5 separate regions of the Homo sapiens genome follow, and all the other regions are linked to region 3. A link is a loop called in an ENCODE intact Hi-C map of the cell type or tissue named here. Cell type or tissue: IMR-90. All regions are shown on one strand.

Region 1 (5,000 bases), 200 kb before region 3:
ATCATCTTCCTTAATCTTCCTCCTAGGAAAATTTTTTAAAACTTGTTTTCCTTTTAGATTCACTTGTCATGGATTAGTGACTGGTCAGAGTTATATTTTCCGGGTCAGAGCAGTCAATGCAGCTGGACTTAGTGAATATTCCCAGGATTCAGAAGCTATTGAAGTCAAAGCTGCTATTGGTAAGTTCCTTATGCATAACTGTATGGGGGAAAAATGGATTTTTCTATGTTAGAAAGGAAGATACCATCCTCTCCAGAAATTATTTAGCTTCCAATATTGCTGGATGATTGCATCCTTAGATGATCATTTTCTCTGACTCTAGGTGATGTCTAACCTTCCATAGCTGCCATTTTACAGACCTTCATCACTTATCCAGATTCTGTGCATCCATAGCCTTTTCATCTTCACGAACCCAAGTTTCCTCAGATATTTCACATTGTGTGAAACTCCATTCTAACTTCATGCTCATCCTGGGACTGTGAAGGGCCATTCCGATTCCATGAAGTGGTATATCACCCATAACACAGATCATCTTGTCCCTAAAAGCCATTTGGTCTATGCCAGAGCCTGGCTTGTTTTTGCTAACAGAACATTAACATGCTTCTTATAAACCCCTCTAAAATTCATGCAAGGCACATGTAATTGCTTAATCATATGTTTCATCTTTGCTTGCAAAGTAACCAACAGAATAAAACCAGTAATAAAGTAATTATATGTGTGTATGTGATGTACCTCCCAATCTTGGATAAAGTAGAAAAGGGACCCAGGTGGTTAGAAACAATACAAATAATATTTGTGGGCTGAGCACGGGGGCTTACACCTGTAATCCCAGCACTTTGGGAGGGAGAGGCAGGCAGATTGCTTGAGTCCAGGAGTTTGAGACCAACTTGGGCAACATAGTGAAATCCCATTTCTAAAAATAACAATAAAAAAAATTAGCCAGGCATGGTGGTGCATGTCTGTAGTCCCAGCTATTCAGAAGGCTGAGGCACGTGGATCACTTGAGTCCAAGAGTTCAAGGCTGCAGTGAACTATGATCTCACCACTGCACTCCACCCTGGACAACAAAGCAAGATCCTGTGTCTGAAATAAATAAATAAATAAAATAAAATTTATTATATAGTAACGCATGTTTTTTAAAAAGCTGATTTAATATTGATTGTCTTCAGTTAGCATCTCATATAGCTTTTTCATATTCCTTATAACATAGGGATCGGGCACAGTGGCTCACGCCTGTAATCCCAGCACTTTGGGAGGCTAAGGCGGGTGGATCACTTGAGGTCAGGAGTTTGAGATCAACCTGGCCTACATGGCTAAACCCTGTCTCTACTGAAAATACAAAAATTAGCCGGGTATGGTGGTGCATGCCTATAATCCCAGCTACTTAGGAGGCTGAGGCACGAGAATTGTTTGAACCCAGAAGGTGGAGGTTGCAGTGAGCCGAGATTGCGCCAGTGCACTCCAGCCTGGGGGACAGAGTGAGACTCCAAAAAAAAAAAAAAGAAGAAAGAAAACGAAGGAAGGAAGATTCCTTATAATGTGAACCATTCTAAACATGTCTCTTTGAGGTTGAGAGGTACAGACCATTACTATTGTAGTACTGCACATAATTCGAGGTGTTATAAAATTAGGATCTTTAATATGATGTCTCTTGTGCACTTTATAGTCCTTTTTTCATTCTGTTGAATAATAGGGCTTACATCTCTCAATATTTGTGTCTAAGATTTGCTTTTCCTTATATATACTAAAAGCCCTTTGGGTTCTGCAAATCGAAATGGTTCCTATTCTATCTTTGGCTTCTTTGTTCTCATTTCTTCTTTTTCCAGAATACGGGGAAGGTGAAATGTTCCTTGGCGTATATTGTGTGAAATGTAGTCTTTCCATATTTCTTGCAAATGTGAGCGATTTTCTTTAAGCCAAGACTGTTTTTGTTCTGCTTGTGGTCCTAATGTTTTTCTCTTTGTTCTATCCTATAAGAGCAGCTGATACTCTGTCCGGGCTCAATGCGTTTCTGTTGTTGTCTGGCAACTGTAGGGGGAGGAGTGTCTCCAGATGTGTGTCCCGCACTGAGCGATGAGCCTGGTGGACTAACCGCCTCCAGGGGGCGCGTGCATGAAGCCTCCCCGCCAACCTTCCAGAAAGATGCTTTGCTTGGCAGCAAACCTAACAAACCTTCACTACCCAGTAGCTCTCAAAACCTGGGCCAAACAGAAGTGAGTAAAGTAAGTGAAACAGTTCAGGAAGAGCTTACCCCGCCACCACAGAAAGCGGCTCCTCAGGGGAAAAGTAAGTCTGACCCCCTGAAAAAGAAGACAGACAGAGGTGAGAGTTGAGAAAGGGAAGCTGTTCCATCCGTCTCCATCACTGTCCTCACCTCTCATCGTCTACATCACATCCTTCATCCATGTTTGCTTTCATCAATGTCCATTCTTATTGTATGTGTTTTCAGCTAGCCATCTGAAATGTGTACTTTCATCTGATGACTTGGAAAAGTAATTGTCTATGGGTTTGGCTTGTACACATCATTTTGGGTGCTTAATGATGCTAGAATGTTTCAAGTAATTTGGTTATAGAGCCTTTCTTGGTTTGTCAGGCAGATACACCTCTGGCCTGATTTTGCTAAGAGAATTCGATGTGAGAGCAGGACTTGGTACTGCTAGCCTGTGTGAGGTCCTTTGAAATAGTCATGTTTGGAACATGTAGAGGAGAAAGATCTCACAAAGAAGGTGACATCGTACCAGGGTCATAGTTGTTACCTTCTTGCTCATCCTCAGATTATTAAGCGATTATTCACATTTAATTTAAATAGTTTGCAAGAAAAATCAACACTGGAAAATTAAATACTTTAAGTGAAAAAAGTATATAAAAAGATTAAAAATTTCTAAAATAATAATAATCTAAATAGCTACTTACCTACTACTTTTTGAAATGAAAAAAGAAAAGAAAAAAACAGCTATAAATATATCTTTGAGTTACCATGAAAAGTTTAAAAGTTAAAATTATAATCACATATAGCTATATTGTATGATATATGATCCTCATTCCCAGAAGTGATTTATTTAAGATGATTTATCAGTAGGCTAAGAATGATCTGATTAGGATATTTGGTACCTGTGGCTAATATATCCTAGGAGACATTGTTTTTCCTATCAAACAACAATGAACTGAAGCACATGTGCTGATAAATTTTTAAATGCCTCTCATCCAGTTCTTTTTTCTAACCCCACCCCAACTTCTATAACCTCCTCTGTTTTATGACACCTTTCTTTGTCCCTCAACTCGAGAGGAGATATTCATTTGAGAGCACATATTCAACAATGCTCTGAAATAGAGGGAGAGAGAGAAAGCTTTTTTAAAATGTGAGGAATAAAGGAGGTTGGTAAGTGGAGAAGAGATAAATGTATTTTATTTTAAAAGCCTTCATTCTTCTGATACTCTTTTTGGGTAAGAATGAGATAGTTTCTTTATCTCCTATAATCCAAATAAACATTCAGAAAATTCTCTTCGATGTTATTGCATATCTAGATGTATTTCTTTCCACCACTTCACCCCCTCTCTTCATTGAAAACTGTAATTTCAGTAGTTGAGTGAAAAGCTGATCAGCAAAGCCACATAAATGAAGGAGGACTTTTGAAATATCCTCCAGATATTTTTCTAGCTAAGCACTGATAAACATGGTGACAGCTGTATAGTATTGTACCACATGAAAAATATTCCAACATCAGATTAAAAATAATGTGATAAAAGTATTATACACTAAGAGAAAGTCACATAGCAGATTGTGTCTGTTTTTTAAAAATGTTTTCTAAAGCTGTCATTTAGCTGAGCTCTAGAGTAAATTTTTTTCTTGTGTGCAGACAGAGTTGTGTAGTTGTAAGGTCTCACAAGGGTAAGTGTGCCTGAATGGTGAAAGGCTAACCATTTGAGAAATATATGGAAATTCTGGGCCAGGTGTGGTGATTCACACCTGTAATCCCAGCACTTTGGGAGGCTGAGGTGGGTGGATCACCTAAGGTCAGGAGTTCGAGACCAGCCTAGCCAACATGGTGAAACCCTGTCTCTCCTAATAATACAAAAATTAGCCGGGCATGGTGGTGCACACCTATAATCCCAACTACTTGGGAGGCTGAGGCAGGAGAATTGCTTGAACCCAGAAGACGGAAGTTGCATTGAGCCAAGATGGTGCCATTGCACTCAAGCCTGGGTGACAAGAGCAAAACCCCAGCTCAAAAAAAAAAAAAAAAAAAATATATATATATATATATATATATGGAAATTCTGAATAAGCAAATTGCAGCAGAAATTGATATACACATTCCATTTTCATCAGGGAACAAATGAAAACTAAACCACATAAAGAAACAAAAATTATACCTTGGGAAAAATATTTCTTCTTATGGGGAAAAGAATCATTTTCTTTCAGGGTATTGTACCATTTTGCTAGGACAGGTTCATTTTATCTTTGGAATAATAATTGTAGTGTACTTTTTACTGTGTCCATTGCATTCACCAAGTTCAATGCCAAGTTCATCAGCCTCGAATTTTAGTTTTATACTGCAAGATCTAGTGCCCTCATATGTGGCACCCATGGAAATGTTTATATATAGAATCATAAATGCATTTCTGCCTACTCACAAGCTATTCATATTGCTACAGCACCACCATCTCCACCCTGTGATATCACCTGTCTTGAAAGTTTTCGTGACTCAATGGTTCTTGGATGGAAGCAACCAGATAAGATTGGAGGGGCAGAAATTACTGGCTATTATGTGAACTATCGCGAGGTCATTGATGGGGTACCAGGAAAATGGAGAGAAGCCAATGTCAAGGCTGTCAGTGAGGAGGCATACAAGGTAAGCACGTGACTTTCTGTAGTGTGGCGTGTCCTATGTATGACGCTATGCTTGCACGCCCAGGCAGGCACACACCCAGCACCTTGTAAGAGAGTCACGTCATTTCTCCAGAGTCCATTGTCTGCAGTGGCATGAGTCTTGTGAAAA
Region 2 (5,000 bases), 53 kb before region 3:
CCTGGATTCTAAGTACACTTAAAATTACAGCAGCCGTTCGTTTCTATAGATGGAAGAAGGTGGCAGGAAGAAGAGTAATTACTAAGAGTAATTTACTAAGTAAAGCTGATTACAAATATCTTTTAAATAAAAAATTTTTAAGTAATTGAAAGAGATCACAGCAACAGAATAATTTAAACAACCATCACCAGTTTTTCAGGTGGTCGAGAAAATCTTGAATTAGAACTGTTGTGAGGAACCAGCTATGGAAGAGAAAATTGGAGTCAAAGATGGACCTGAAATGTCCACGTGGAAAAAAATAAGTCAAGGAATGTGAGGATGAGGGGTTCCTACATGATGCCGATACATTTTGTGATAATTTTCACTTATATTTTCTTTGGATTGTCTTAATGATATAATCAACTCTTGCTCACCTTATTTGTTGTTTGTTGCTGTTTTTGGGGGACAAGCTTTAAGCTATCTCACTTTTTGATCTGGAGTATAGGAACCCAGCACTGGCTTCTTCCAGCACCTTCACTTGGCCTCAGTGTTGTGATGCACTGAGCCACCCCTGTTATTGTGAGTCTATAACAAGTAATTTGTTTCTGAAAAGATTAAAGCACTACACTTTGAAAATTATTTAGTGTTTTAAAATTTGATGATAGTAAGACTTGCATTTCAACAGGATTTTTTGAGTTTGAATGAAATGGGGGTGATATAACCCCAGAACAGAAAATCGTATACCTAAGGGTGTCATCACTGTGCAAACTGCTATTCAGAGGTGAAATGGGAGAAGAAAAAGACATTTAAACAGAAACAATTAGGCAATTAACAGGCCCCCTCTTCACCCCCGACCTCCACCCCTGTCAAGCAACTGAGGCCTCAGGAGTCCTGCCTGAGCAGAACAGAGGGTTTTCCATTTCTTTTGGCTTTATTTTGTTGAAAATGTTGTCCAAAAGTTGTGACACAAGTCAGGCCATAATTACTCTGATCCTAAATTAGGCTGTTCAGCTTTACTCTCTTAATGTTCAGATGCACTTGACTGCTACAGCCAGGCAACTCTCAGTATTGTCTCTCTTGTCTCCAAATAGTGGGTAAAAGCTTGACCTCAAACATTTGTGTTGGAAGGGTTAGACCGCAGAGGTTGTTTGGTCCTAAGCTCCTTAAACTGCGATGTGTACACTGAGCATCCTCTAATTCTTACAGTAAATGTGTTGCATTAACCTTTGAACTTGGAAGAAGAAAGCTTTGGCCAGTTAGTCTTTCTTTTTTTTTTTTTTTTACATTAAAAAAATAGACTTATCACAATAGACTACAAAATGTGTGAATTTTAAAGATAAATGACAAGTCTTCAAAGAAGTTTATCTTTGGGAGAGTCACTTTAAGCTGGGCGTCTGACCTCAGGAGACCCTCCCTTGTTTTTTCTCTTCTGTTCCTGGAAAGATCTGTTTGCATTTGGTTATTCACTCACAGTTCAGTGAAATTGCCAGCCACTAGCTATCTTGTTTAGAATTTTGAGATTATATGAGGATATTATGAAACACTGGAACTTGAGTAAACTATATAACCATTACCCAATGAGCAGTTAAACTACAAATGTTTGAAAAACCCAAGAGTGGTAGCAAGAGGAATTTTATCTTGGTTTTGAATAAAACGTCAGTCCCTTTGGGGTTGTTTTCATAAACAGTGAATTATAAGTGATTCCATTTAGGAGAAGAAACACTTCATATGCTTTGGTGTAGATGGTGAGAGCCATTTGGCTCTAAATGAAAACATTTGTTTCAGGTGAGCCATGGTCCTTTACATGTTCCCTTTGTCATGAGGAGTCTTGAAAATGCAGAAATGCACTTAGGTTCTTCACTATAGAGGAATTCCGGTGGGTATTATGAAATTCTTTGTAATTGAGGTTATAAAATATTTTCATGATTTTTTAATAATCAAAACTTAGTTTTGTCACATCTTCATTGGTAATCCAGGAGCAAGGTGTTGTGTTTCCATAGTATGGCCACTGGGGGGGAGTACAATTATTTTCATGTTTTATGGTAAAATAACATGCTTGTGGTGTAAAGGTATTTCTGTTGAACCAGCTTAGTACAGCTTCAGATAAGCAAATTCTAGCTAGAAAGTTTTAAATAAATCGTTATACCCTCTTAAAAAGCCCTGTATACCTAGTCTTACATACTTATGGGATTAGTAGTAGAAAAAACAAAAACAAAGAAGGTATATATTTTACTTAGCATCATTAAAGCTGTGGAATCTGAACAGGATTCTGTTTTTCCTAACTAGCATTTTAGCTTTGTTTCCCTAAGTTAGACTATTTTTTTTTGAAAGAGTTAAGTCTTGGGAAAAAGACTTCCAAATTCTATGCACTTTTTAAAAAAAAGATCATTGAAGATGTTATACAAAAGTAAAAAGTAGCTTTTTTCAGTAGTCATTTATTTTTATTTTAGCCTGTAGAGAAAAAGTTTGACAATACAGTAGCGTTTTCCTTTGAAAATCATAGGGATGATTAAGAATTGTTGGTTGTGATTTTTAACATTTATCCATCAAGACTGAAAAGTGCCACCTTGCAGATGGTGGGGGTGGAAGCAGAACTTTGGCTACCAGCTTTGAAGGTCAGGGTGATCCACAGGTGGCCATAGGAGGAAACTTTAGGTGTGTGCCTGTTGGCAACACAGATGTTTAGAAAATGAGCTCACTTCTGATGGGTCCATAGTACATGTTCCTTGCAGTCAGGACATTCTGGGAGTCATCAGCTAAAACAAGGAAACAATACAAACACTATCAGGAAACCCCCAAATGACTGGCTTGGGTGCCCCACCTGTTGTGTAAGCTGCATTGTAGGCAAGAGTTGCTGAACAGAATTCTACCCGCTGACCTCTGCCCTGCTGGATCTCCACCACGCCTCACTTGCTAAGCCTTTGCTCCTACCTCTTGTCAGCCTCCTCCTGCTGATCCCCAGCATGTTCTTTCTTGGTCTCTGCTTGGCATAACACAAAAAAGCACTGAACCAGAAACTGGGGGGCTTCTTCTCCCTGGCACCTTTGCTGACCAGTTGAGTGACATTGGGCTAATTGCCTGACCTCTTTCTGGGCCTCAGTTTCCTCACATTTAAAGTGGATATGGTTTTTGTCTTTCTTCTTTCCACCCTCCTTACAGTTTTCCCCTTCTCCTGCTATCCAGTTGAATATTTTCTCATCTCTTCTACATTTTATTTCCTCTGCCCCTCTAACTTTTCTTTTTTTCACCTTCTTAGGTTTCTCTTTAATCTCTCTTTCTCCTACTAGCCTCCCCTTCTTGCTGACCTCTGGCTTCTTCCATTTTTCTCCACCGGCAGCACCCCAATATCCGGTTTTTATCACTACCATCTGATGCCAAGGATCCTGAACTGCAGTAGATCATGGATGAAGAGATTTAAATTTTTATTCATTGCATAAAATTTAGGCCAGAAAAACCTAAACAATTCTCTTCTGGAAGTAGGAGTTTGTGTACATGATGTGTGTTGAATTAGATCGCAAGTGACTGGGCACTTTGGTGTACTGCAGGTCCACGATACTATGCTGGGCTAGAAGGCAAGCAGGAAAACATGCTGCATGCAAGATAAGTTTTGCCATTTCTAATTTTGGTGAAATTGGTTTTTAATTCTGCCACTTAATGTTTTTATTATATGAACCTTGGTGATATGTTACTGTATTAAGCATCACCAGACACCTATTACTTGGTCAAACATTTGAAAATTTTGTCTTTTGTGAAGTTTAGATGCAGAGAAAAGGGTTTAATGTGAAGGTTAAATGGATGTGGATCAGCTAGTATATTGTTGATGAATTAACTAAATACTTTAAAGGAATGATGAACAATCCAGTTGTCCTCAGTTCTTCCTTACCTATAACTTGCCTGAATGGCCTTTTCCCCACCTTGTTCTCAAGATTGTCTCGGGGCCTTAGAGCAGCATTGTCCAATAGAAATATAATGTGAGCCACATGTGTAATTTCAAATTTTCTAGTAATCACATTTTAAAAAGTGGGAAAAAAAAAACTAGGTAAAAGTAAATGTAATTTCTTATTTAACTCAGTATATCCAAAATATCCTTTAAACATGTAGTATATATTAGAAATTATGAGTTTTTTTATTCTCTTTTCATTCTTAGTCATGGAAATCCAGTGTGTATTTTACACTTGGAGCACATTGCAGTTGGTACTGGCCTGATTGCCATTGCTCAGTAGCCACACGTGGCTAATGGCTGTTTGTGATGAACAGCACAATCCTAGACAATGGTATGAAAAAAACAGTGTATCTTAATTCAGAAATCTAATATGTTTGTCCATGTGAGTTGTGTGTTTGCGGTTTTTAGAAAAATTCAGTTAAAATTACTATGTTTTGACTTACTGAGAGCTGCCAAGGAAATACCAGGAATGTTTTAATTTTACAGTGTTGCATTATCATATTCTTGAAATTAATAAATTCTGCTTGTTATATACAGTACTGAGCAGGATATCTCCCAGAATTGTGAAAATACCTTGGGTCACACCAGTCTGACAAAGGAAAAGTGTTCAGTAGTTGGGCTCTTGGAGGCATGTAATCTGGCTGACTTTGGGAAGCTCCCTGCTGCTCGGAAAATGTCTGTAAATTACTTCCCTTACATGATTAGCTTATGTAAGATCACTCTCCATATGTGTAGTAGCTGTTTTTATTTCTAAAAAATGAGGATGTGATTGGTTTAGAGAATCATTAACTCAATCCCTGTCCTGTGTGATGGAAGCTGCAGTGGCCATCATGTGATTGGGCAGGTCTTGGTGCCTATCAGTGTAAACACATGGCACAACCTGTCCCATGCCCCTGCTTATCTCCTTTGGGGAGAAGGGGTTGAGGTATTTTGAGCAAATCTCATTGGTAAACTTGTGTATGCATTGCTTTTTTTTTTTTTAAGAACCATTTCCTTTCAGTTTTAGCCATATAACTGTGTCTGCAAGCAGTTTGTACTCAGTTTGTCAAGAGAGCAGCTTTCTGTTTTGATTATATAC
Region 3 (5,000 bases):
CAGTACAGGTCTAGAGGCTTAGAGTTATTGTTTGAATTGAAGATTAGTTTATTGCATGTATTGGGTACTCATATTGTATCTCATGATGACCACTAATAGTAATGCTGAACGTGATTATTGTTTAAGATGTTATCTGCCACATCTATCCATTGTGAAGTATTTTTTGTCCTTTTGTAGTTAGAAGGTAATGCAGGGTGGATACTTGGGCACCATGTGAATATCCTGTGCCCAGACAACCTTGCCTTCATGGTTTTAGAGTAATGCCCTCGTTCCCAATGCAGGTGGTTGCCTTAAGTTTGGTCATGCTTGTTCTTAGACCTATAAATACAAAAAAGACTTCACCATTAAAATATAAATTATTTAGGGGCTAGTATTACTCAATTAACAGCAAATGAGAGAATGAGTAAAATCAAAGTATATGTATGGAGCACTGAACTTCTCTTCTATTGGCATGGATGGCTGGGAACCAACCTAAGTAAAAAGGCTGGTTGACACCTTTAAAATTAAAACCCTATTCAAATCCTGCTTGTCACTCTTACTGTTTGCAAACGTGCGTGTGTTTTGCAGAGCTGTAAATGAAGAATAACTAAATTCTTACCTCTGATTTTTTTTTTAAACAGGTGTTCACAAAAGAAGCCAACACCAGGGACCTGATGATATTTACCTTGATGACTTAAAGGGTCTAGAACCTGAAGTTGCAGCTCTTTATTTCCCTAAAAGGTAGAGTGGTCCTTATTTATTGAAGGACAGCTCTGAAATAGTCTAGTTATTTCTAGAGTAAAACATTTCATCTCAGGAAAAAGGAACAAGATGATGGTGTCCTTTAGCTAAATCTGATGATGGCTTCAGGTTTTGGAAAATTTAGAAATAGCGCGTGTCTTATTTCAATATAGTGACTTGAAATTAATAATTACTTACGAAGACATTTTCAATACAATGAGGAGAGATATACTAGTTAAACCTACATAAGGGTATATGACTTCTGATTAGCATTTCCTGTAGTGGTTAATACAAACTCAACATGCTTGGGAAAATTTTTTAGCATTTATTTTATTATGTGTTTTAAAAGAAACACATCTTTATTTGAAAATGTTTTCCAAAGAATGTGTTCACTTCTTGGGAGTCTGAGATCCTGAGCCTTTTCTGAACCGGGTCTGGGTCTGGTGGGGCACTGCCCCCGCGCCCCGTGTCCCCACATCCCCTGCAGCTCCACAGCTGCCACCCAGCCTCCCTCACTGTCCCGCACCATTTTCCCTTTGAATTACTTCAAATATGGGCCTCAAATATGATACACTTGGACTGCCTTCCCAAGTTCATTTCTACTCTTAGGGGAATTCTGTTAAACTGCTACTCTGTGGTTAGAAAAAAACAACTTTTCTCCACGGAAAGTATGACTTGAATATACTGAGCCATAGGCACACATAATTAAACACTTGTAAATGAATTACTGAAAAGTATATTTTGTTTTTTATTTGGAATAGAAAGATGGGATTGATATAAAGCTATTTAAATTTTTTACAGGTATTTTGGGAAAGTTCTTAAAACTCCTTTCTAGCTCTGTCCTAAATTTATCTCAACATATCTACTTCATTTGAAGTAATAGTTGGATTTTTTTAAGGTGAAAAAACTGAAACGGCTTTATTTTAACAGTAGGAAAGTTCAAATATAAGCTGTCATAGAATTACCACTTTTCCCCCCACATTTCCCAGGCCTTAATCATTTATTTATATTGGTATTCCTTCGGTATATGTCTTAGTTTCTCTTTTAAAAAGTGAGGAGAGTAACTAAGGTGATGATACCTTACTCCACTCTACTGTAATTTAACTGTTCACAGTCACTGTCCATGCACTAAGTAAGCTTCTTACCTCATTAACTATTTCTTGAAACATTTCATAAATATTTAAAGATAGTGAGTGAGACTCTTGTAATCCATGTAAGCATTAGTCATGTCATGATCCTTAGCATCTTCATTACCAAATTTACAGTATTTGTAATTATCACTAAACTTTAATATAAATCACACACTTTTGTATTTGGTGGCATCCTGAGTCAGACGGCATCCCCATGTGTGTAGATGTTGTTGTTACTGGTTGGGGTAACACTAGCTGCTGTAGAGGTGGAACTCCTGATCTCGTTGGCCTACCACGATGGAATTTTGTTTCTTGCCCCTGTGAAGAATGCTCTGTGTTGGTGTTTAGGGGGAGGCCTTGCCCACAGGGATTCAGGAACACAGGCTCCTTTCACCTTGAGGCTCTCCCATCCCCATAGGGTCTCAGAGTCCAGAGTTTACTGGCAGCAGAGAAAGGAATGAGCATCGCATAGGAGAGGGCCCCTGGGGAGGGGCACCATGTATGCCTTCCGTCCATATTCACGGCTCAGTCATGTGCTCACGTGGCCCCACCTGACTGCAAGGGGGCCTCGCCGTGTGCCCCGGAGAAAGAGGAGACAGGTGTGGTGAACACAGAAGGGTTGGCCTTGCCCCTCACTCCCAGTATAACAACAGTTCTGCTGACTTTGTGTTTCCAGTGAGAACATTCTGTCAGTCCAGTTAATCTCAATTTTGTGGGTATGAGTGTGCATGGCTATTAAGAGGAAAAAATATCCAAAAACCTGAATTTTTTTGTTGATTCAAATGGGAAACAGGTTTTGAAACTGTTACCTAGTTAAAACATAATCTGTAGTCTGCTGCCACCTACTGCTCAAAGATGAGATTTGTTTGAAAGAGCCAGTAAACCTCTGGGTCACTGTTTTTTTAATTCACATAAAAATACTGGCTTTTTGAATAAAATAAGTGAATTTGAAAATTCTCAATATCTCAAATGTGACATTAAATACCTATTCAAAGGGTATAGAGTAGTAAGCATTGGGGACTGTGAGACTTAAGGTGCTGTGCCATTCATGATTATTCTTTCTCAAATTTACACTTCATTGCATAAGGTTTCCCTTGATCACCTTCTGAAACCTGGCTTCTGTGCCTTATCTTGAAAAATGAAAATATTCAGTAACCTCATCTTTAGCTCCTGGAATAACAGTTACATCCAGTTTATTTCTGAATACATTTCTTTTTCTAGGTGGGTCTTGCCTCTAGAGAATTTGCTCGTTTAATTTCTCCTTCCTTCTTTGTGAGGTAATAGGCGAACTTAGAAAAGATTTGGTTTTAAAGAATATAGCCTTGGACTACAGTAATTTTCTACAGGATGTATAAAGTGCCACAGCTTTTTCTAGGACGTTAGGATCAAAGGTTTCCAAACAGCAGATTTTCTTAATTACCCTGTCATTTTCATCATGGAAATGTAAATAAATACTTATAACTATTTTACTCCTTTAATTAAAAATCAGAAAGGCCACAGTTGAAATGTTTGCATTATTGTGAATGACCGTGGTGATTTTGTGACGTATTTACTATATTCACAGTTAATTTCTCACTGGTACTATATTAGGTTATCTTTCATGTCATTTATGATATGATTCTAAACCCTATCTAAGAAAAGTTATGCCTGATTGTAGGTCCATCCGTTCTTTTTAGCGGATGTGTTATTTGGTTTGAGCCCCCAGAGAACCATGCAGTAAACTAGGAATTCAAGGAGTTGTAATAAAGCACATCTTTTCCCCATCCCCTGTCCACAGTGAATCGGAGCCCGGTTCCAGGCAGTGGCCCGAGTCTGACACACTCTCTGGCTCCCAGTCCCCACAGTCCGTGGGAAGCGCAGCTGCAGATAGCGGCACCGAGTGCCTCTCAGATTCTGCCATGGACTTGCCTGACGTTACCCTCTCCCTTTGCGGGGGCCTCAGTGAAAATGGAGAAATTTCAAAAGGTACGTTGGGTGTTTGTGCCCCATCTTCATTTCAGAGAGCAATCTGGTCATCACTTGGTTAAAACTTACCGTGTAGCCATTTCAGGATATTTACATTCTTTAGGGATCTTGTGCAGGTAACAGGTATGTTCTGTAATGTCAGACCCTTATACCCTCACTTAAGGTCTTAATTGACACCTCTTTATGGAGTGGCTTTGAGGTAGTGTGCCCTTAAAGGCTCTAATTTCAAATTAAGAGGTTGGGAGTTATCAGGCCGCCCTGTTTTCTGAGCTGCCAGGGTGCGATCATCACACTGCACCAGTTTTCTCATCTGTAAAGTTACAGAAACATTTGTGGAACTGGGGCCCAGCTGCCCTTCTGGAAAGCACTGGGCCTTAGACATGAATATAGGGCCCTGAAGTTGTAGAAAATTGATTGTCCACTGAGTACGTGGTCTTTCTGGCAAAAATTAGGAGGATTACTTTCTGTATAAGGCTGGAGGGTTGGCCTACGAGAGTAAAGCTTGCTCAGGAATCAGGAGGGAGTTTAGCAGACATGTCAGGATGCCTATAGGCTGGGCTGAGTGCCATGTGCATCCGTCCTCAATTCATCAGCATTTTTTTTTAACCTTCCTTTTAAAACTGAACTCTTAGTATTTCTCAGTTTGGCCTGTGGCCCCTGTATGATTTTCTTCTAAGGGAAAATTTTCTTTCCGTGACTAGTGTCATCTTTTGTCTTCCCTCTCCCTTAGAGGAACTGAAGGTGTGATGTGGCAGACTGCATGGCCAGAGGCTCAGGACCATGTGTTCCTGAAGTCTTTCCTTTCCAGGGTCACAGGAAGCTCATTATGCCTCTTCCCTGTCTCTTCATTGTTTGTTTGCTTTATATTTTGCAAGAAATTTAAAGTGTGTTATGGCCAATGGTTCATTCTAGGGACTAAGTTAAATAGGTCACATTCTTTCTGTAATCCTCTTAAATGTTCAGTTTAAAAAATTATATGCGAGGGAATGCGAAATACAAAATGTAGGTAAAATATAAAAGTTACACCTTTGTTTTAAATATTGGTGACTTAGTCTAGTAGAGTTTATTGGAAGAGGCAGAAATGACAAGTAAATGTAAGTAATACACACATTACCTGGAGAAACAATCCAAGTGAGCAGTTTCTCTGTTAGCCTAGATCTAGGAGAATACAGGTTTAGGAACAGG
Region 4 (5,000 bases), 130 kb before region 3:
TCCCATGCCAAGGGCCAAGGGCTGTGCAAGCGAGAGGCCCCTAAGACTCTCCGAAAAGCCCCCACCACACCCCTCAAAAAGCCAGCAACAGAGCTCCCAGTGTCAGAGAGGTGAGGTTTCTGCAAGCAGCACCTCCCACCCCTTCCCTAATTTCCACCTGCTGGATCCCAGACTGGGGAGAAAGCAAGACGGGTGTTGAATCAGGTGGAAACAAAATTTTAAAACAGTGTATTCCAAATTCTGAAATTGTGCAAAAATGTATGAAATCAAAGTGTGCCCTAAGACCCCTGCGCCCAGCAGAGGGGTTTGCTGGGACACAGCAGCAGTGAGTTGGGGAGATGGCTTTTGTGTTCGGAGCTCCATACGCTGAGATTGCTCAACAAAACAGCTATAAGAATTATTTCAGCCATTATTATGACCAAACTAAACCAGTGACCTCAAGATTTAATAGCTTAGGTAAAAAGCTGCTATTTCTACAGGGGAAAATAGAACTGAAACTATAGATCCATCACTTTAATGGTGCCGAAGATACTTTGTAACACATAAAAATTTATGAATCTGTGACCTGGTAAATGTGAAGTAGTGGTACTTAAAGGATCAACTTGGAACACAGAAAAGACCATTCAGAGTTTACTTCAGTTTTATAAAATTAATATATAGGCTGGGGTGCAGTGGCTCACGCCTGTAATCCCAGCACTTCGGGAGGCCGAGGCGGGCGGATCACCTGAGGTCGGGAGTTTGAGACCAGCCTGGCCAGCATGGAGAAACTCCATCTCTACTAAAAATACAAAACTAGCCGGGCGTGGTGGCACATGCCTGTAATCCCAGCTACTCAGGAGGCTGAGGCAGGAGAATTGCTTGAACCCAGGAGGCGGAGGTTGTGGCGAGCCGAGATCTCACCATTGCACTCCAGCCTGGGCAACAAGAGCGAAACTCCATCACAAAAAAATTAAAAAAATAAAAAAATTAATATATATATATATATATAATAGTCAAGTGACACATTTTAAAACCTAGATCTTCCTAAATTCTTGAAGTTCAACTTTAAAACATTATTTTTCCATTTAAAAATCTGACTATTGAAGAACATTAAGTTTAAGGCTGCTTTTTATAGCATAACTTAATTCCCTTTAATTTGTTAAGCTTTATTTATAAATTAATATATTTTCTCTCCACTTTAAGGACTACTATTGTCTGACTTAAACAAAACTGTCTCAAGAACTTAAATAACTTTATCTACTAAACTAAGTATATAAATACAGAAAATTTGGAGTTTTCATAAATATTCTCATATTGTATATAAACCTAGTAAGATGAACATAAAATCACAGTCAATTAAACATTTTACATTGGAATCACAAAGCTGGAGGCTGGGTGCAGTGGCTTACACCTGTAATCCCAGCACTTTGGGAAGCCCAGGCAGGAGGATCACTCGAGCCCAGGAGTTTGAGACTAGCCTGGAGAACATGGTGAAAGCCCATCTCTACAAAAAATCCAAAATTAGCTGGGGGTGGTGGCACGAGCCTGTAGTTCCAGCTACTCGGGAGGCTGAAGCAGGAGGATCGCTTGAGCCTGGGAGGTCAAGGCTGCAGTGAGCTGTGATTGCACCACTGCACTCCAGCCTGGAAGACAGAGTGATACTCTGTCAAAAAAAAAAAAAAAAAATTGGACTTAGTCACTAGGCTAAGACATTTCAAGTACATGAAAATCAAATATGCACAGCCTACATAATGCAGAAATACTAATTTTTGCCTAGATATAGCCTCTAAGATCTGGGACTGGAGTTTTAATACACATGCCAGAATGAGAGATGTAGACCTGGATTGTTCAAGGTAGTGAGTTGGTACCCAAGATGCCTGCACAAATCTGAGATGCACAAAGAGTGGCTTAGTCAAAACAAAAATGGGAATAGTAAAAATATCACCAACTGACATAGAGAAGCTATACAGAAGCTTTCCATCTGCCTGGGGGCGGTTCTGGATGGAAGAAAATTTAATGGATTCCTCAAACTAGTACTGCATGTTTGTGGGGTGCAAATTTACAGCACCACATGGTAACAATCTCAAGCCAAGAATTCCCATAAAAATGGTCGAGGTCCGGGGCCTCAGGGAAGCAAATGCAAAACTACGCTAGACGGGATTCTCTGTCTGCCCACAAAGGATTACTGTTATGGAAATTGTCCTCCCACCATGAACAACTAGAAAAACAGGCAAAATATCAAAACATATGGAAAAATAACCGTTTAGGGCATTGGCCAGCAGATGTGCAGGCCCAAGATGCCTGAGAGAAGGGGAAAGTGATGAGACACCTGTGATTGCTCCAGCTTCTTCTTGCCTAGACAGAGTGCTCAGGCTGCAGCCCAGCAGGGGGAGCCTGTCAGTCTCATTGAATTGAGGGGACAGAGACTGAGGTTCAATGAGGCGGGGTCGTCTAAAATGTATGAGAAAGAATAAGAGAGAGAGGAGAGTTGCACGAAGACAGGGTGCTGGAGGCTGCACATGCTCTTTGGCTGAGTACTATTCAGCAAATGCACGGGAGAAAGAAATCTGGAAAGCCTCAGGCCAAGCAATTCTTGGAGCTCACGCGGGCTGGAAACAGAGTCCGTGTCCACCAGCCGGAATGAAAAGACTTTGTAATACGTGGGCCTCGGGTAGAGTCCTCAGAAGTTTCTCCTCCATAGTGGGGCACTACTAAGGTGAGAAATTAATCCTGGATTAAAAACTCCTCTGGCCCCACCCTAACAGAGCTTAAAAGCAAGCCTCAAGAGGATCAAATATCTACAACAAATCGAGTGTCAGAACAAGGTGCAGCGCATTTTAAATGAACACACTGGCACGGTCTCAGGTGTTCATTAGTTCTGTTCTGTGGGCCTGCTTCACATACCCACAGCAAGATGTTTAGATAAAATACTAATACATCAGTTATATGGAGGATTACAAACTGGATACATAGTGACCATCACATCACAGCCTCAAATATTTGCATTTTGACCTCTACCTTGGGCTTTAGAGATAAGATTATGTTTAAAAAACAGTCTTAAGTTATTTAAATTGCTTCTGAAGAATCAACTGATATATGTAAATGAAAATCTCAATCTCTAAAATGCACACCAAAGTTTCCAAAATTACTTAGCTCATACTTACTAACATCTAAGTGCATTTTTTACTTTTTTTAGAACATGCTTTAATTGTAGCCCAGCATCAAGAAGGCATAGTAGACTTGTCACAAAGCTCAGACACACACACTGTGGTTACTCAGACAGTCCATACTCCCTGCTACTCACTTTTGAGGATGAATATTTACATTCCAAATGATACACAACTAAGTTTAATTTAAAACACTTTGGAAACAAAATAGGCACTGTTTGCAATAAATTATGAAGGTAATGCTCGCCTCCCCTGGGGTTGAGTTTCTACAGTTTCCTTCTGTGGTTTCTTTCCTCTCGTTTCTGGTTTTAGAAGGTTAAGGGCATAACCTATCAGGCCGGGACTTCAGCCTGAGGCGTTACTAGTGCCCATGGTATCACACAAAAGCCACCCACTCTGCTTGCTAAGAGCTGGTTCTAAGCCGGGAGAAAAGGTGTTACATTGCTGAGCCAAACTGAAGCCAAGTGTTTCCTTTCAGAGACGAGGGGGACGTGTCCCAGAATCAGAGAGTGTTTTATTACATTGACTCTATTTTGGTTGTTCCAGGGCTCATCTTAGTTATCTAAATGTCCCTACTGAATGCACCCATAGTTGCCCACAGGAAGCCTCTCCAAGGAGACCCCCATGCCAACTGCAGTACATATGTGAATGCTCCCTCCATTTCCTTGTTCTTTACAGCTTAATATTCCCGGCTAGAAAGAGCTAACCAGTTCTCGGAACCCTCTTTGCTCACAGGCTTCTGTCAGTACAGGCACCTCTGGTTCATAAGCTTCCCACGCAGTCCGGAGACATTCTCCAGAATTTCACGAGAAGCGTGTGTCTTCCTTACACACTCAAAACCAGGAGCTGAATTGCAAGGAGGCATTTGGCTTCATGAAAGTGAAGACTGTGCAGAGAAAGAAGAGAAGCAACTCGTTGCGGGGGCAGAATCGAGAAATCTGAAATCCTCCTCTCAGGTGAAAGTTTCAGCAGCACTGAAGTACAGATGAAAAAATAATGAAAATGAAACCAATTCCTTGTTTTCATCTCAAAACAGAAAGAAAAAACAATTACCTCTACGTCATTCTATTAAAAACACGGGGCATTGCCTGGGCACGGTGGCTCACACCTATAATCCCAGCACTTCAGGAGGCCAGGAATTTGAGACCAGCCTGGGCAACACAGAGAGTCCCCGTCTCTACCAAAAACAAAAAATAAAAATAAATTAGCTGAGCATGGTGGCACATGACTGTAGTCCTAGCTACTTGGGAGGCTGAGATGGGTGGATGCTTGAGCCCAGGAGCTCGAGGCTGCAGAGAGCCATGATCGTGCCACCACTCTCCAGGCAGGGCAACAGCAAGACTCTGTCTCCAAAAAAGACAAACCATAAGATACCATTTCTTCCATTCATTCATTCATTCAACAAATATTTACTTGGTGTGGGTCAGGCCCTGTTCCCCCAGGCCCTTCTGACCTGCCATGGTAGAAAGCCCTCTGTCCCTAAAATTCCTGCCTTTTTGCCAGGTTTATGTCCAGCACAAGTGGAAAATCACCAACAGCTTTGACCTCTGAACAGACACTGCCGGAAGTCATGGAAGTGAACTGGGGTGAAGAATTGGTTTTTTCCATCTCACTCAAGTGTGGCAGGACAGTTGCTCTGTAGCACCGGCGGCCAGGAAGTGAGGGGGAAGAGGCAGGAAATGTGTATTGGCTTCTACACATAAACTTCGTATCTATAAAGAATGAGACTATTTTGTTTAAACGTTTTTAGTTGGAATGTTTCTCAATTTTGTATTTCTTGAGGCTCTTAATTTTGTTTCTTATCTGGGCTGCATTATGGTGGTTAACATTTCAAAAAGTGGTTGAGCATTTCTA
Region 5 (5,000 bases), 220 kb before region 3:
TAGAAATCACTAGAGATGGATAATCTGTGTCATATTAGCACAATGGGTTTGCACCAAGGGTGTGTTGAACTTCGCAGTACATAAATACATGCAATTGTGCTCAGAACTATTTGTAAGAAATATTTCTAATAAATTATATACTATTTAACCATCCATGTGAACTAATGCTTCCACAACATTTCATCATTTAGTAGTGATGAATTGTGAAGGTTTAGATATATTCTTTTTTGTGCTTTATTGTCTTTGGCACATTTCCAGGGGATTTTTAAACTTTGACCAGTGAAAGGCCAGGGACAATAAGTACATTTTGTTCTCCTCTGGCCTTAGTCATAGTGAAAATACCCACCTTGTGGCTATTATTTATTAAGCATTTACTGTGTGCATGGCACTGTTCTAAACACTTCGCATATATTAACCACTAACCCATAACCGCCCTTTAAGGTCGTTGCTATTATTTCAAGTAGGAAATGAGGCCCGAGACCACATATCAGTGAGGAAGCACTAACTCACCTAAGATCACGCGGGTAATAAGTAGCAGAACTAGAATTCAGATGTGAGCCTGGCTGTAGGTTTGTGTTCTTTCTGCTCCAACGTGCTGCGGAAAGTGTCAGGAGCAGTGAGTTCCACCTTTCTTTCTGCCCACATGAGGTTAGGAAGGATGCTCTAGTGTCACTGGGTCACCATAGCAGTATCTGCACAGAGAAGAGGCTGAGTCCTGGCAGAATCTCTGGAGACAGGTGTAGATTGAAGAATTGTCCTGGCCCTATCAGCTTCTGCCACAGCCCCACCTCCCCAAACCCCTAGCAGCTCCAGAATTTCTACCAAGGAGGATTAGGGGAAATGATGGAAGGCAGGGATTGAAGCCACATTTGACAGCACTTTACATAAGGAAAGTGAGGAAGTTGTCTATTCCACTTTACATAAGGAAATTGTCTATTGTCCATATCAAAGAGAGGAAGGTGATTGTGAGGAGGGGAGATACACCCCCCACACCAGCCACCTCTGTCCTGCCACTGGCAACCCCCACGCCCCTGAGAATCATTTGGGAATTACACATTTTGGACATAGAGCCCATGTTGGGGAAATGATATGAGCTAAAAGTACAGCACTCTGCTCATAAAAAAAGTAAGAGCTGCTTAATCCTAATCTGTAAAATTTAATCACATGTTGAACCCCTAAAGCTTTGTTGATCAGGCCAACAGCATGATATGAGCTGTCATATTTGTCTGCTGGGAATGACCCACTCCATCCCCAGGTACCAACTGCTGTAAAAGCACTCAATTAGAAATCAGTGTTTCCAAGTACCCACTCAATCTGCCCCTGCCAGGACTGGGCATCTCCCCACCTGTCATCAGTCTCTTCTGTTAAAGAAACAAACATCTTCACAATAACCTTCTTACCCTCTACACAGGATGGAATGACCATGAAGTGAGGAAATATGGTGAACTCTTTTCCAAACTACAGTGCAAATAGTTAGGTTTTAAGACGCCAATTTTCTCAATAATACCTCTGTTTTTCAAAGAAAATACCTAAAGAAGACAAAGAAGTCACTAATGGTAGAATTGAAGGCATCAGCCGGGGAGATGTTTGGGGATCTTCTCCAATGCTAAGATTGGAGATATTTATCTGCTTATCCCAGCAACCCCCAAACCCCTCTGCTTTCTACACAAGGCCCCTCAGATGCCTGCTTTTTACGAGTTCAGGAAGGACCTGAGGCTTCTTTCCTCTTGGTAAAGAAGACACAGTGCATTTGAGTGAAACGGAGTGCCTGCATGCAGTTCACCAGGTAGCGAGCCACGCCTGACTTGGATATTTTATAGGGAGAAGATCTGAAACAACTGGGTGATTCTGCAGCTCTGGAGATATTCATTAAGCCATACTTCTTTTAATATTTTTGTCAATCACGCTCATTCCTTTAGGTGTGAGGTGGGCACAGATAGCTGGTCGCAGTGCAATGACACACCTGTGAAGTTTGCTCGTTTTCCTGTCACTGGATTGATCGAAGGTCGTTCCTATATCTTCCGAGTTCGAGCTGTGAATAAAATGGGAATAGGTTTCCCATCTCGAGTTTCCGAGCCCGTGGCTGCTCTGGATCCGGCTGAGAAAGCTAGACTTAAAAGTAAGCACTTTTCATTTTTCAGGACCTTCCCTAAACCTTTTTAAAATGACTGCAAGAATCAGCTTCATTGCAAGGTTGTTTCTCTCCCTTCCACTAGAGGGAGACAAGAACAAGAAATCCTTTTTTCATCAGAAAATCCGAGGGGGAGAATCCTTCGCAAACATTGCCTTAGCCATTCTCTTAAGGGTTTTATTTTATTTTATTTTATTTTATTTTATTTATTTTATTTTATTTTATTATTTTATATTTTATTTTATTTTATTCAGAAACATTTATGTTGTTAAACTGAGTTCCAGGCATTGTGTGTGGAATGAAGTATAAAAGCAAAGAGGCTGGAGAGCATTTTTATTCCTGTTATTATACATTCCAAAAATAATAAAAATAATTTTCTTTCTGGCTCAAGGTCTATTTCTTTACCTTGGAGTCCACCCTTAGAGCATTAATATCTCAGCACAGTGCGTCTCTCTATATCAAAGGAAAAACAGATAGACAACGTTATATCTAATCTATGTCTGAGTTCTCATATTAGACTGTCAAAAATCATTTTTTCAGGCCTGGCGTGGTGGCTCACACCTGTAATCCCAGCACTTGGAGAGGCTAAGGTGGGAGGATGGCTTGAGCCTAGGAGTTCTGAGACCAACCTGGGCAACATAGAGAGACCCCATCTTTTAAAAAAAAAAAATGAAAAAAATGAAAAAAAAAAAAAAAAAAAAAGCCAGGCATGGTAGCACACAGCTGTAAGTCCCAGCTACTCAGGAGGCTGAGGTGGGAGGATCGCTAGAGCCCAGGAGGTCAAGGCTGCAGTGAGCTGTGATTACACCATTGCACTCTAGCCTGGGCAACAGAGCAAGACCCTGTCTCAATAATAACAATAATAATAATCTTTTAATATATGTAGTCTCCAAGTCTTAATGTCAAAACCATGGTACATGAATCATGCCCTGTAATCATGCCTTGTATTTGTTTCATGGAAACCCATATGGCATCTCCAACAATAGGGAACGTAAAATGACATTATGAGAAGAGTTGGATAGTAACATTTCAGGCTTATGCCAGGCTTCTCAACCTTGGCCCTACTGGCACTTTAGGCCAGTAATTCTTTGTTGTTGTGGGAGGTGGCTAGGGGTGTTCTGTTCATTGCAGGAGGCTGAGCAACATCCCTTGTCTCTACCCACTAGATGCCAGCAGTGTCATGGAGACACTACCAAATGTCACCTAAAGGGCAAAACCACCTTTGTAGAGGACTGCTGGTCTGTGCTACATTCACAATGTTATTCTTTACCTTCAGTACGTGTAGTGGCATCGTAAAAGTCTAAATAAAATAATGTCACTGGCTGGGCATGGTGGCTCACACCTGTAATCCCAGCACTCTGGGAGGTCGAGGCGGGTGGATCACCTGAGGTCAGGAGTTCGTGACCAGCCGGGCCAACATGGCGAAACCCCGTCTCTACTAAAAATTACAAAAAATTAGCCAGGCGTGGTGGCGGGCGCCTGTAATCCCAGCTACTCGGGAGGCTGAGGCAGGAGAATCATTTGAACCCGGGAGGCGGAGGTTGCAGTGAGCTGAGATCGCGCCACTGCACTCCAGCCTAGGCGACAGAGCGAGACTCCATCTGAAAATAATAATAATAATAATGTTACCATTTCCCCGGCAACCGTGTCTCATCAGGCTCCTTGATTGCTCTTCAGTCACTCTTCACCAACCCTCCAACTTCCTGCCCTCCTTTCTAAACTTGCAAATTCCATCTCATACTTTCGTTTGCTCCTCTTTTATCAATTCCAATCAAAATAAGATTTGTTTGAACTAAAAATAAGTTACCTTCTTTACTGCCTTTCTGTTTTTCACAAACCCTGACAAAAAGTCCCCTGGTTAATGCAAGAGTAGAACTACTCTGTCTTTCTGATGTTTATGGGATCATACAAGTGAATTTCCTCTTTAACTTTGTACCCGTATCATTCATTTTCCTTGCTCAGGATCTCAACTGATTTCCTTTGGAGATAATATTTTTCAAAATATAATGGGAAAAATTTGCTTTGCTGAGCTTTACCGCAGGATCGGCACCCCCTCTCCTCTTTCATCTTATTATGACAATAAATAACTACTGGGCTTACAATTGTTCTGGAAATGTTTCTCCCAAACGCATGCTATCCTTCAGAGGGGATGAGCAAGCCTACCTGTTCCAGGAGATTCATATTGAACAGTTACATGAACACAGGTTACTTACCTAGCTTGTGCAAGTACAGTTCCAGAAACATCTACTCAGCCAGTCCAGGCAGATTCTAGGCTCCAGCAGATTATGAGTCCCTTGAGGACCGGGGCTGTGCTTCCCACAGTGCCCTCTACATGATTGATACCATTCATGGGAAAACACATAAGTCTATTAGTAACAAACCCAGTTGTGACTAATCTGGCCACTTTCCCAATTCATCAGTGCAGCTGATAAATTGCACACTTGTAAACGTTTGTGATTCTTATATTTGTCTTTATTCAGGTCGCCCCTCAGCACCCTGGACTGGACAGATCATTGTTACTGAAGAGGAACCTTCAGGTAAGAAGTCTGGTTGCCCCAGATACTATTGCTGATGTTTTGCTAAGCAGTTTGCCTTTTGTTGTGGAGGGTGCAGTGTGTATTGCTTAAGATGTTTTGGTAAGAACATTCTAAAATATCTGGAGATTGTAAATAACTTATGTCAGAGAATCCCATTTTATTTTTAAAGCTTTCTTGAGGTGTAATTGTCATACGGTATACTGCAAATATGTAACATGTACAATTTGATAAATTTTACACATGTATATACCCATGAAACCATCACCATTTTCTTTTTTTTTTTTTTTTTTTTTTTTTTTTGGATGGAGTCTCGCTCTGTCGCCCAGGGTGGA

The links. A loop is a pair of places that touch in the nucleus more often than their neighbours do. Peaks named below come from ENCODE experiments on the same cell type or tissue, not always from the same donor. Only the 100,000 strongest peaks of a DNase experiment are listed, where the experiment ranks them.
Region 1: it touches region 3 in a loop (6-fold over the local background); 71 of 110 quality-filtered maps call a loop at or near these places.
Region 2: it touches region 3 in a loop (2.4-fold over the local background); 59 of 110 quality-filtered maps call a loop at or near these places.
Region 4: a loop joins it to region 3, with 8 times the contacts of the local background. A loop is called at or near these places in 92 of 110 quality-filtered maps.
Region 5: it touches region 3 in a loop (9-fold over the local background); 56 of 110 quality-filtered maps call a loop at or near these places.

The regions. Positions count from the first base shown.
Region 1 is chr18:3,126,554-3,131,553 of GRCh38, reverse strand. MYOM1 (myomesin 1) reads left to right here. Exons shown (of 38, transcript NM_003803.4): 17 at 58-179; 18 at 2,035-2,322; 19 at 4,657-4,853. Among named protein-coding and RNA genes, the nearest start is that of MYOM1, 91 kb to the left of the region's middle. In IMR-90, a CTCF peak has its summit at 2,087 (motif pointing right); a DNase peak (open chromatin) is centred at 2,073.
Region 2 is chr18:2,982,809-2,987,808 of GRCh38, reverse strand. All of the region lies in intron 1 of LPIN2 (lipin 2), which reads left to right. LOC124904236 (a long non-coding RNA gene) reads right to left here. Exons shown (of 2, transcript XR_007066268.1): 2 at 2,399-2,735. Among named protein-coding and RNA genes, the nearest start is that of LPIN2-AS2, 18 kb to the right of the region's middle. In IMR-90, a CTCF peak has its summit at 1,985 (motif pointing right); no DNase peak of the experiment used is centred here; H3K27ac peaks cover 2,266 bases.
Region 3 is chr18:2,930,071-2,935,070 of GRCh38, reverse strand. It overlaps LPIN2 (lipin 2), which reads left to right. Exons shown (of 20, transcript NM_001375808.2): 8 at 621-720; 9 at 3,628-3,815. Among named protein-coding and RNA genes, the nearest start is that of LPIN2-AS2, 34 kb to the left of the region's middle. In IMR-90, a CTCF peak has its summit at 2,687 (motif pointing left); a DNase peak (open chromatin) is centred at 2,670; H3K27ac peaks cover 206 bases.
Region 4 is chr18:3,060,523-3,065,522 of GRCh38, reverse strand. No RefSeq gene overlaps it. Among named protein-coding and RNA genes, the nearest start is that of LPIN2, 50 kb to the right of the region's middle. RefSeq lists enhancers at 4,081-4,210, 4,578-4,872. In IMR-90, a CTCF peak has its summit at 2,357 (motif pointing right); no DNase peak of the experiment used is centred here.
Region 5 is chr18:3,148,813-3,153,812 of GRCh38, reverse strand. It overlaps MYOM1 (myomesin 1), which reads left to right. Exons shown (of 38, transcript NM_003803.4): 12 at 1,920-2,119; 13 at 4,612-4,668. Among named protein-coding and RNA genes, the nearest start is that of MYOM1, 69 kb to the left of the region's middle. RefSeq lists an enhancer at 580-669. In IMR-90, a CTCF peak has its summit at 2,206 (motif pointing right); no DNase peak of the experiment used is centred here.